Linked DNA regions of Homo sapiens: region 1 is linked to region 2. Evidence: chromatin contacts called from ENCODE Hi-C or POLR2A ChIA-PET data. All regions are on one chromosome and are shown on one strand. Each heading gives the region's core, a stretch centred on a gene start or an enhancer-like site at or near the end of the contact. The rest is flanking DNA. Distances are from core to core; before and after follow the strand shown. Region 1 overlaps SPEF2 (sperm flagellar 2). Region 2 overlaps SPEF2 (sperm flagellar 2).

Region 1 (4,418 bases), core at 1,133-3,632, 140 kb before region 2:
ATGTCATTTTAATATTATCAAAAGTTAATTTGAGGATTAAGGAATAAGCTAACTTGTGATTATCTGACACTCCATAGCAAGGGGAAAATGATAAGCTCCAGATATATTTAAACCAGTCTTAGCTAAATTTATAGCTGAAATCAGGGACCACAATTTTCAGTAGCAGTGAATGGAGAAGAGCCTGTGAAAGCCAGAAAATGTTTGACACTGGTGCTTTGAAAACACAAAGCACTGAAGCAGCTATCATATTTTGTTATAAAGATAAAGGAGAAGCTTAGAGAATATTTTAAAGTCAGGTGCCCTGAAGACAAGAGGGATGAAAGTCTCCTTCAGTTCGCACTTATAATTATAGGTATGTTATCCTAATGTAATTGGGTCCTGATTCATTTGTTTATAAGATATTTTCTGGTGATATTCTAATGTTAACATTAAAAGATTTCTTGCTATCTCCTATTGAATATAAACCTCAATTATAAGGTAATATGCTTGATTTACATATTTGTTTTAAAGAATGTATAATAATTGAGCCTGCGTTCATCACAAGAAACTAAAGTTATTAAGTTTTTAGAGAAAATTGTTTATTCATTTACATTTATAAATATATATTTATCACAGGAAATTGACTTTGTTCACCAACAACCCAGTTCCAATATCCTCACTGATCTTCTTATATTTATACAAATCATTTTCTTAATAATTTAGGAGCATTATTTGAAAATAACTTTTTTGTACAAGGCCTATGAAAGTGGAAATTAAATAAGTGACTTTAGCTGAATGCCTATAATGTCCAACGCAAAATCTGGAACTTCCACATAGGTATGGACCAGAGGCTTCCTGGGACTTCAATTTGGACCCTTTATCATCATGGCACTGCACCAGTAAAGTCCTTCTTTTTTTCCAAAGACAAGACATATGTGTTCAAGAGATTAGATGCCAGCTCACTAGTCCATCCACATATAATTGCACGTGATTCAGAATTTCTTGTGCACGGTAACTACTACAGACCAGCAGTAGTAGAAGTAGGTTGGTGCAAAAGTAATTGTGGTTCTTTGCCATCAAAAGTAATGGGAGGCCAGGTGCGGTGGCTCATGCCTGTAATCCCAGCACTTTGGGAGGCCAAGGTGGGCGGATCACGAGATCAGGGGATCGAGACCATCCTGGCTAACACATTGAAAACCCATCTCTAATAAAAAAAATATGGAGAAATTAGTCGGGCGTGGTGGCAGGCACCTGTAGTCCCAGCTACTCGGGAGGCTGAGGCAGGAGAATGGCGTGAACCCGGGAGGTGCAGCTTGCAGTGAGCCAAGATTGCACCACTGAATCCAGCAATCCAACCCTCCAGCCTGAGCAACAGAGCGAGACTCTGTCTCAAAAAAAAAAAAAAAAAAAAGTAATGGCAAAAACTGCAACTACTTTTGCACGAACCTAATAGTAGTAGTAGTAGTATCTCATATATATTGAGTGCTTTCTATCTTCCAGGAACTGAGTTAAACACTTTATATGTATTATCTCCTTTAATTTGTACAAACCCCACCCCCCCCACCATGAGGTGACTATGATCATTGGCCCTATTTTACAGATGCAGACACCAAGGCACTTTGAGGTCACTTGCCGAAGGCCACACACTTCATAGGTATGAACCCAGTCAGTGCAGCTCCAGAGCCCACTCTCATAACCAAAAGCCAGTACACCTTAAATGCATTATTACAATTATGCATACTTATTTTTTTCAAATATGTATCTTAAAATGTTGTCACTTCTAAACAAGAACCTTGTAAACATAGAGCTGTTAGGCAACAACCTTCACTTCCCACTGTTTATAATAGCAAACAACATTTTAACCTGAAAAACCACACTCTAGCTTTTGCTCTTCTTATCTTGAAAGATCTTCAGATGACATCACTGTGGTTGAAGTGTATTATAAAAATGTGATCTATTTACTTGTACATGGATATCTGAAGCAAAAAATGACAGGACGAGTGCAGTGGTTTGAGTCTTCAAAGATTCTTTTCTCTCCATTCCTTCATTTCTTTTGTTTTTATTTTATTATTTATTATTTTTTTTTTTAGCAAAAATGAGAATAGAACACCTTACTGGAAAGGGACCCTTTTTCACTGTAAATATTAGAATGTAGACTTTTCAGGACACAGGCACAACTCTTCTTGATGGACCATCATACAAATGAGTCCCCTGGGTGGTAGTTTACTGGCCTCTAATTAGATTCCTTGGTGGAGTGACCAGGAAGAGGTGTGGAGGACTTGAGGAGGGAGAGTTAAAGTAGATGACTCAGGTATATCTTAGAGAAGCATTCTGGCAATGAACTAACTCACTAACTAACTCTCTGCTATGAGAATGCCAGGTGCTACAGGTATTGTGAGACTGGTTAACAGAAGACAGACACCCTGCTGCTGGGTGGCTTTCAGCCAGAGGGGTACTGTGCATCAAGGAAAGCTTGGCAAATGTGCAGGCAGAGGTGGTTTTGGAGATCAGTATGTCAGGATGTTCCTGGAATACAGGGGGTAGGGCCTGAAATGTTAGGTATTCTGCCACACTTGGGACAGTTATCCTCAAAGAGGAACTGTGCTGCTCCAAATGCCAATAGTACTTCAGTTAACATTGCTAGTTGCTGACACTCCTTCAGAAATGAGGGGAATGTATAACTTAAAAGGAGTCCTCCAGCACTTTGGGAGGCTGAGGCGGGTGGATCGCCTGAGGTCAGGAGTTCGAGACCAGCCTGGCCAACATAGTGAAGCCCCATCTCTACTAAAAATACAAAAAATTAGCTGGGCGTGGTGGCAGGCACCTGTCATCCCAGCTACTCAGGAGGCTGAGGCAGGAGAATCGTGTGAACCCAGGAGGTGGAGGTTGCAGTGAGCCCAGATCATGCCACTGCACTCCAGCCTGGGCAACAAGAGCAAAACTCTGTCTCAAAAAAATAAAGTGGGGGAGTCTTATGGATGACAGGTTTCCTGGGAAGTCAGAACACCTATTCGGAAAGGCTAACTCTTGAAGGTAGCCATCTGTTGGCTATTTTCTTTTCTCAAGCAAATTGTCAAATAGAATCTTCTTTGCAAGTTCATCATATTTAATCACTCTGCTCAGAGTGAAGATATTTTCAAGTCATACTGATTTTGTGGGAGTTTTCTTTCCAGTATGAGAGGAAATAATTGTGGCATCATTTTTATGCTCCTACTTGTAATCAGCAATATAAAATAAGTCCTATTTTACATAATTCCAAAGGATTTTGCAAATTATTTTACTGGTTCAATGTAAGAGAGCTGTTCCCTGATATGTGGAGCAGGGAATGTAAGCTAAAATGCAGTCTAGAGAGATGGGCCTATGGAATCCACGTTGTGCAGGATGACATTATGGCACAATATCCCCAAGGAATGCTTAGGGATGAAGAAATTAACATCATATCATGCTCTGCTCAGCAGCCTGTTCATTCTCTCTTGCTTTTCAAATGGAATCCACATTTCCCTTTGTGACATCTGGGTTCTTCGCAATCTGGCCTGATCTGACCAATTTAATGGGATCATTTTATACCTTTCCCAGGCTATTCATGGGGTGGGGCTCCTGCAGTCCTTCTTCCATGCCTTCCCCAGACCTTGCCTTCACCCAGGACTCTGCTGCCTCCCTACCCCAACAGCAAAATCCATGTAGACGTCCCTTTCCCTCTCTCCACTTTCCCAAACCCTGGCTATCGTTCAAGACCTAGCTTATTCCTTCTTGGGCAGACTCCCTCCACACTTCCAGCACAAAAATGTCAAGTATTGAATTCCTATAATTTTGCACTTGGTTGGTTTAACTTATATCACTTTCTTGCAATTCCTGCATGTAAAAATTATCTTGCAAAAAGGAGTTAAATTTTTTTAGAGCAGTGACCAAATTATGTACTCAATTTTCTCTCTCCTATGGAAGCTTATACTACGGGTCTCAGTAGTAGGTGATCAGTATTGAATAGTACCCCTAACAGCCATCATTTCTGTAGCACTTCCCCTGTGTCAGATACCATGCCAAGTGCTTTACATGCATGACCTCACTTAATCCTCACCACCACCCTTTGAATATGAATGTTTCATCCCCATTTAACAGACGAGAAAGCCAGGATTAGGAGAAAGTTAAGGTCAGGGAGTTACTGAGGGGTAGACCTGAGATTCAGTCCCATGACCTGATTCCAGAGCCTGTGTTCTTACATGCTGTAATCATATTTCACTACTGCATAGGCTTCGTGTCTAAACAGCTGCTAGCTTGTTTTATATATATATATATATATGTAAAACCCAATTTTTTTACATATATATTTAAAAAATATATGTATATGTTACATACATATATGTATATATATTGGGTTTTACATATATACATATATACATATATATGTGTGTATATATATACATATAAATATATATGTGTGT
Region 2 (4,089 bases), core at 286-2,785:
AACCATCATTCTCAGCAAACTATCGCAAGGATAAAAAACCAAACACCACATGTTCTCACTCATAGGTGGGAATTGAACAATGAGAACACATGGACAAAGGAAGGGGAACATCACACACGAGGGCCTGTTTTGGGGTCGGGGGAGGGGGGAGGGAGAGCATTAGGAGATATACCTAATGTTAAATGACGAGTTAATGGGTACAGCACACCAACATGGCACATGTATACATATGTAACTAACATGCACATTGTGCACATGCACCCTAAAACTTAAAATATAATAATAATAATAATAAAAAGAATTTGGAAACACCAAAAAAAAAAAAAAAAAAAAGAAGACGAAAAGAGAAGAGCTCACTCTGTTTCTCTCTGCCCTGTGAGAACACAGCAGGAAGGCAGTCTTCTGTGAGCCAGGAAGAAAGATCTCACTGGGGAGTCAAACTGGCTAACACCTTAACCTTGGGCTTCTCAGTCTCCAGAACTATGAAAAATAAATTGCTGTTGTTTAAGCCACCCAGTCTATAGTGTATTATTATAGCAGCCTGAGCTGATCAATGCAATGTATATGTTTTAAATGTAAAAAAGTGATCGATTCACATGCCCTTAACATTCATCTACTAAAATCTATCACTGTGCTTGTGTCAATTATCCAGGGATGTCTTTGGGCCACACAATTCAGATGAGACAGGAAAACAGAGAACTCCATGGCTCATTTAGTCCCATATTTCTATTCTTTGGTGGAAAAAGACCTGGTGGTAATAAAGGTCATTGTAAAAAAACTGGGGGATAGGTGTCCATACATGTGCTGTAGTGACAGGCGTACACATGTTAAACCATAACATATACAACCACATCTTAAAGTCTGGTTGACGGAAAATCATAAGCCAAAAATAATGTTAATAAAAATGTACATTATAACACACACTGTAGGGTTAATCCAATAACCACAACAAACTCACCTGATCATGAACTTAAACACTAATTTGCCATTAAAGGCAAAAAATAGCAGCAATTAAAAATCATGAACAACTTAAGACAACATGGATGATGTGCTGGAAATGAAATATCCTTCCCCCAAATTATAGAAATTCCAAGTATAACTTGGTTATGGGCATGCACAGTAGAGCTCTGAAAATGGTTGAGTGCTTTGTGGCAGGGACTTCTTAGAAAAATCCAAATCTTCAGGAAACCATAGCCATGAGCTAATTTTAGTTTATGAACACTAAATTTTAGTAACTCTTAAACTCATTCAACTAGTAATTGCTAGTAAGCAGCTTATATAAAAGTGAAACGCTATGAATTGCAACTCATTTGCTAGTAAGACCCACAGAAAGGATTTGCATTAGGGGGAGTTTGAGGTTCACTGGCAGGAGTCCACTGCATGATTGAGAACCACTAGCTGCTGTGTGGGGCTGTGCTGCCAGCTGCACTACAGGAACCAGGCCTCCTGGCTTAGACTGCTACCCATGGTCCATTGGGCTTTAAGGGCCCTTCCTCACTTTCTACTAAATAACTCAATGTTGTTATGCTGTGGTAGTTGCCTAGGAACCCCAGAGAGGTCTGACTGCTCCATGATGCTGTTCTTGCCTCTTTCCTGGGAGAGAGAAATGTTATTTCTAGCCACTGGGGTAGAGCTCCCTCACATTCAGTCATTCTCACATAAATAGAGTGTGATGATTTAGGAAATAAAGTTAAGACATGAGTCAAATTTTTGGCAGCTACATATGACATGTACATAAGCAAATATCTGTTTTAATTGCAATTTCTAGGTACAATATTTAAAAATTTTAAGCATAATAGCTTATTTGAACAGAACACGGGCTTCTAAAAGCACAAACTCAAAACTGGGAACTGTCAGTTCTTTAAAGGTATAGGGTATGGACATCAATTAAGTATGCTAAGAATATAAACTTTTTGAAGATTAATTTCTGAATAATACATTTGCTTGAACATAATGTTCATTATAATGTTATTGAACATTATATATAATGAACATTATTATGTTCAAGCAAATGTATTACACTATTTGTTCAAGCAAATGTATTATACTATTATACTATCATTCTTTATTTTTAGATCTTTGGTCTCTTCAAGAAATTGTCCTAAATGTTCCCACATACAAGCAAAAAATAAATGTTTCAACTTGTAAAATATATTATCTGGCTTAAATAGTCTATCACAACAGGCAGCGGAACAATGCATCCTGGCTTATCTAAAAGAAACAGTTGTCCACATTTGTCATTATTAAATTTGTTCAGGAGTTTTAATGCAAATGTATTACTTAGAAATTAATACATTTGCTTGAACATAATAATGTTCATTATATATAATGTTCAATAACATTATAATGAACATTATGTTCAATAACATTATAATGAATTATATATAATGTTCAATAACATTATAATGAACATTATGTTCAATAACATTATAATGAACATTATGTTCAAGCAAATGTATTAATTTCTGAGTAATATATTTGCATTAAAACTCCTGAACAAATTTAATAATGACAAACGTGGACAACTGTTTCTTTTAGATAAGCCAGGATGCATTGTTCCGCTGCCTCTTGTGATAGACTATTTAAGCCAGATAATATATTTTACAAGTTGAAACATTTATTTTTTACTTGTATGTAGGAACATTTAGGACAAGTTCTTGAAGAGACCAAAGATCTAAAAATAAAGAATGATAGTATAATAGTTTACAGTATATCCTAAAACCTGTATATGGCATATTTTCCATTATGGTGTCGAAGGGAGCTTGTGAAAACATATTATAAATCCTAAGGTAATTTTCATTTCTAGAAAAACAGCAAAGTCAATACACAAAATAAAGTACATTGCTAGACGCTCACAAACTCCTAACAAAAGTTTACAATTTTCTGCAAAAGAAATGCATCATCTGCTTCAGGATGTGGGTAAGACAAGCATGTTCCTGTGGTAACCATTTCTCATACAAGGAAAATAGCTAAAGAGACAAAAATCTTTGCTAAGCTGCAGCCTACTAGGTCTCCTGATTTGTAAGAGCAACAAGAATAGAGATTGAGCTGTTTAGCAAGTAATTTAGAAATAAACATTCGATGAACCAGTAAAGTCTGTCAAATAAAATGACTTTTAATTTACAATGGAAAGAAATACCTTAACACAGGTTGATACTGTCAAAGCATTTTCTTACATGGCATTATACTTTAGGTGGATGTAATAGGTCTAGTATATTTTACAACCGTACAAAACAAACATCCACATATATCTTTTAAGGTTCTAGTCAATCCTTAATAATAATTCTCTTAGTGCTACAAATACAGATTCATTTAATTAAAATATAGTATACATTTAATTTCTCATAATCTCATATTTTTCCTTATCTTTTAACCACAAGGTTATCTTCTTGTAATATTTACTTGTTAGTGTTATTTTGCACTTTTCTTTGTTCATTGTAATTCATTCATTTTATTCACCCTTTGTCCCACAAACCTTTGTTGAGTATGTACTATCAGTGAATAATTAGGTCAAATAATCTTTTCATAGATTTTTTTCATGTTGCACTTACTGACCTTCCGGGACTCATTTTGTAATTTTTCTAATAAAAAGCCTCACTCCTCATTCCATTGCTGTTGATCCACTCAAAATTTCTATCCAAAAGCTATGATTGTTACACCTTTACTTCTAAGGGTGAGATGGAGTGGGATGGGGAGAGTAGGATGGTGAGGAAAGAAATGGATATGTATTATATGCATCCAACATGAAGTGCACTCAGCTAAGTGTTTAACTCATGTTATTTTAAATGAAGTAGGTATAGTAGCATTCCCTTTCCATTAATTGAAAAATGGAAATCTATTAGCCCTTAATGAACTGGTCACCTAAGGTCACACAGTTAGTAGTTGGCAATTTCAGTAATGTAGCTCTAGTCTGTCTAATCTCAAAGGCTTTACAACAGTTCTTCTAAAAATCACAGTTGGCACCCGATACTTTTTATTTCAATCTTTGAATAAAAGATTGTTTGAATCTATGCTATTCATAAAACCCAGACTTCCTCCTCTTTCATTTTGCCTGTAAAAAAAGTCTATTATTTAGATTGATTACAAAAG

Evidence for each region. Hi-C counts contacts between places; a loop is a spot of excess contacts on that map. ChIA-PET counts read pairs that join two places held with the same protein, here RNA polymerase II (POLR2A). Pooled maps may share reads with other maps.
Region 1: a map of CD4-positive, alpha-beta T cell shows a loop between it and region 2 (4-fold over the local background). The contact joins two enhancer-like sites. A Hi-C loop is called at or near these places in 2 of 168 maps with a recorded cell type or tissue (CD4-positive, alpha-beta T cell and naive thymus-derived CD4-positive, alpha-beta T cell) and 8 of 50 pooled maps. POLR2A ChIA-PET finds 5 or more read pairs at or near these places in 9 of 52 experiments (CD4-positive, alpha-beta T cell, CD4-positive, alpha-beta memory T cell, OCI-LY7 and 4 more).

What each region holds. Positions count from the first base shown.
Region 1 is chr5:35,808,740-35,813,157 of GRCh38, reverse strand. All of the region lies in intron 36 of SPEF2 (sperm flagellar 2), which reads right to left. Among named protein-coding and RNA genes, the nearest start is that of IL7R, 46 kb to the left of the region's middle. Within about 2 kb of position 2,382, at least 3 of the 41 ENCODE cell types and tissues checked have a DNase peak (open chromatin) inside an H3K27ac peak, as active enhancers do; they include CD4-positive, alpha-beta T cell, where a contact is called at or near this core.
Region 2 is chr5:35,670,582-35,674,670 of GRCh38, reverse strand. The region is part of intron 10 of SPEF2 (sperm flagellar 2); the gene reads right to left. Among named protein-coding and RNA genes, the nearest start is that of SPEF2, 55 kb to the right of the region's middle. Within about 2 kb of position 1,535, at least 3 of the 41 ENCODE cell types and tissues checked have a DNase peak (open chromatin) inside an H3K27ac peak, as active enhancers do; they include CD4-positive, alpha-beta T cell, where a contact is called at or near this core.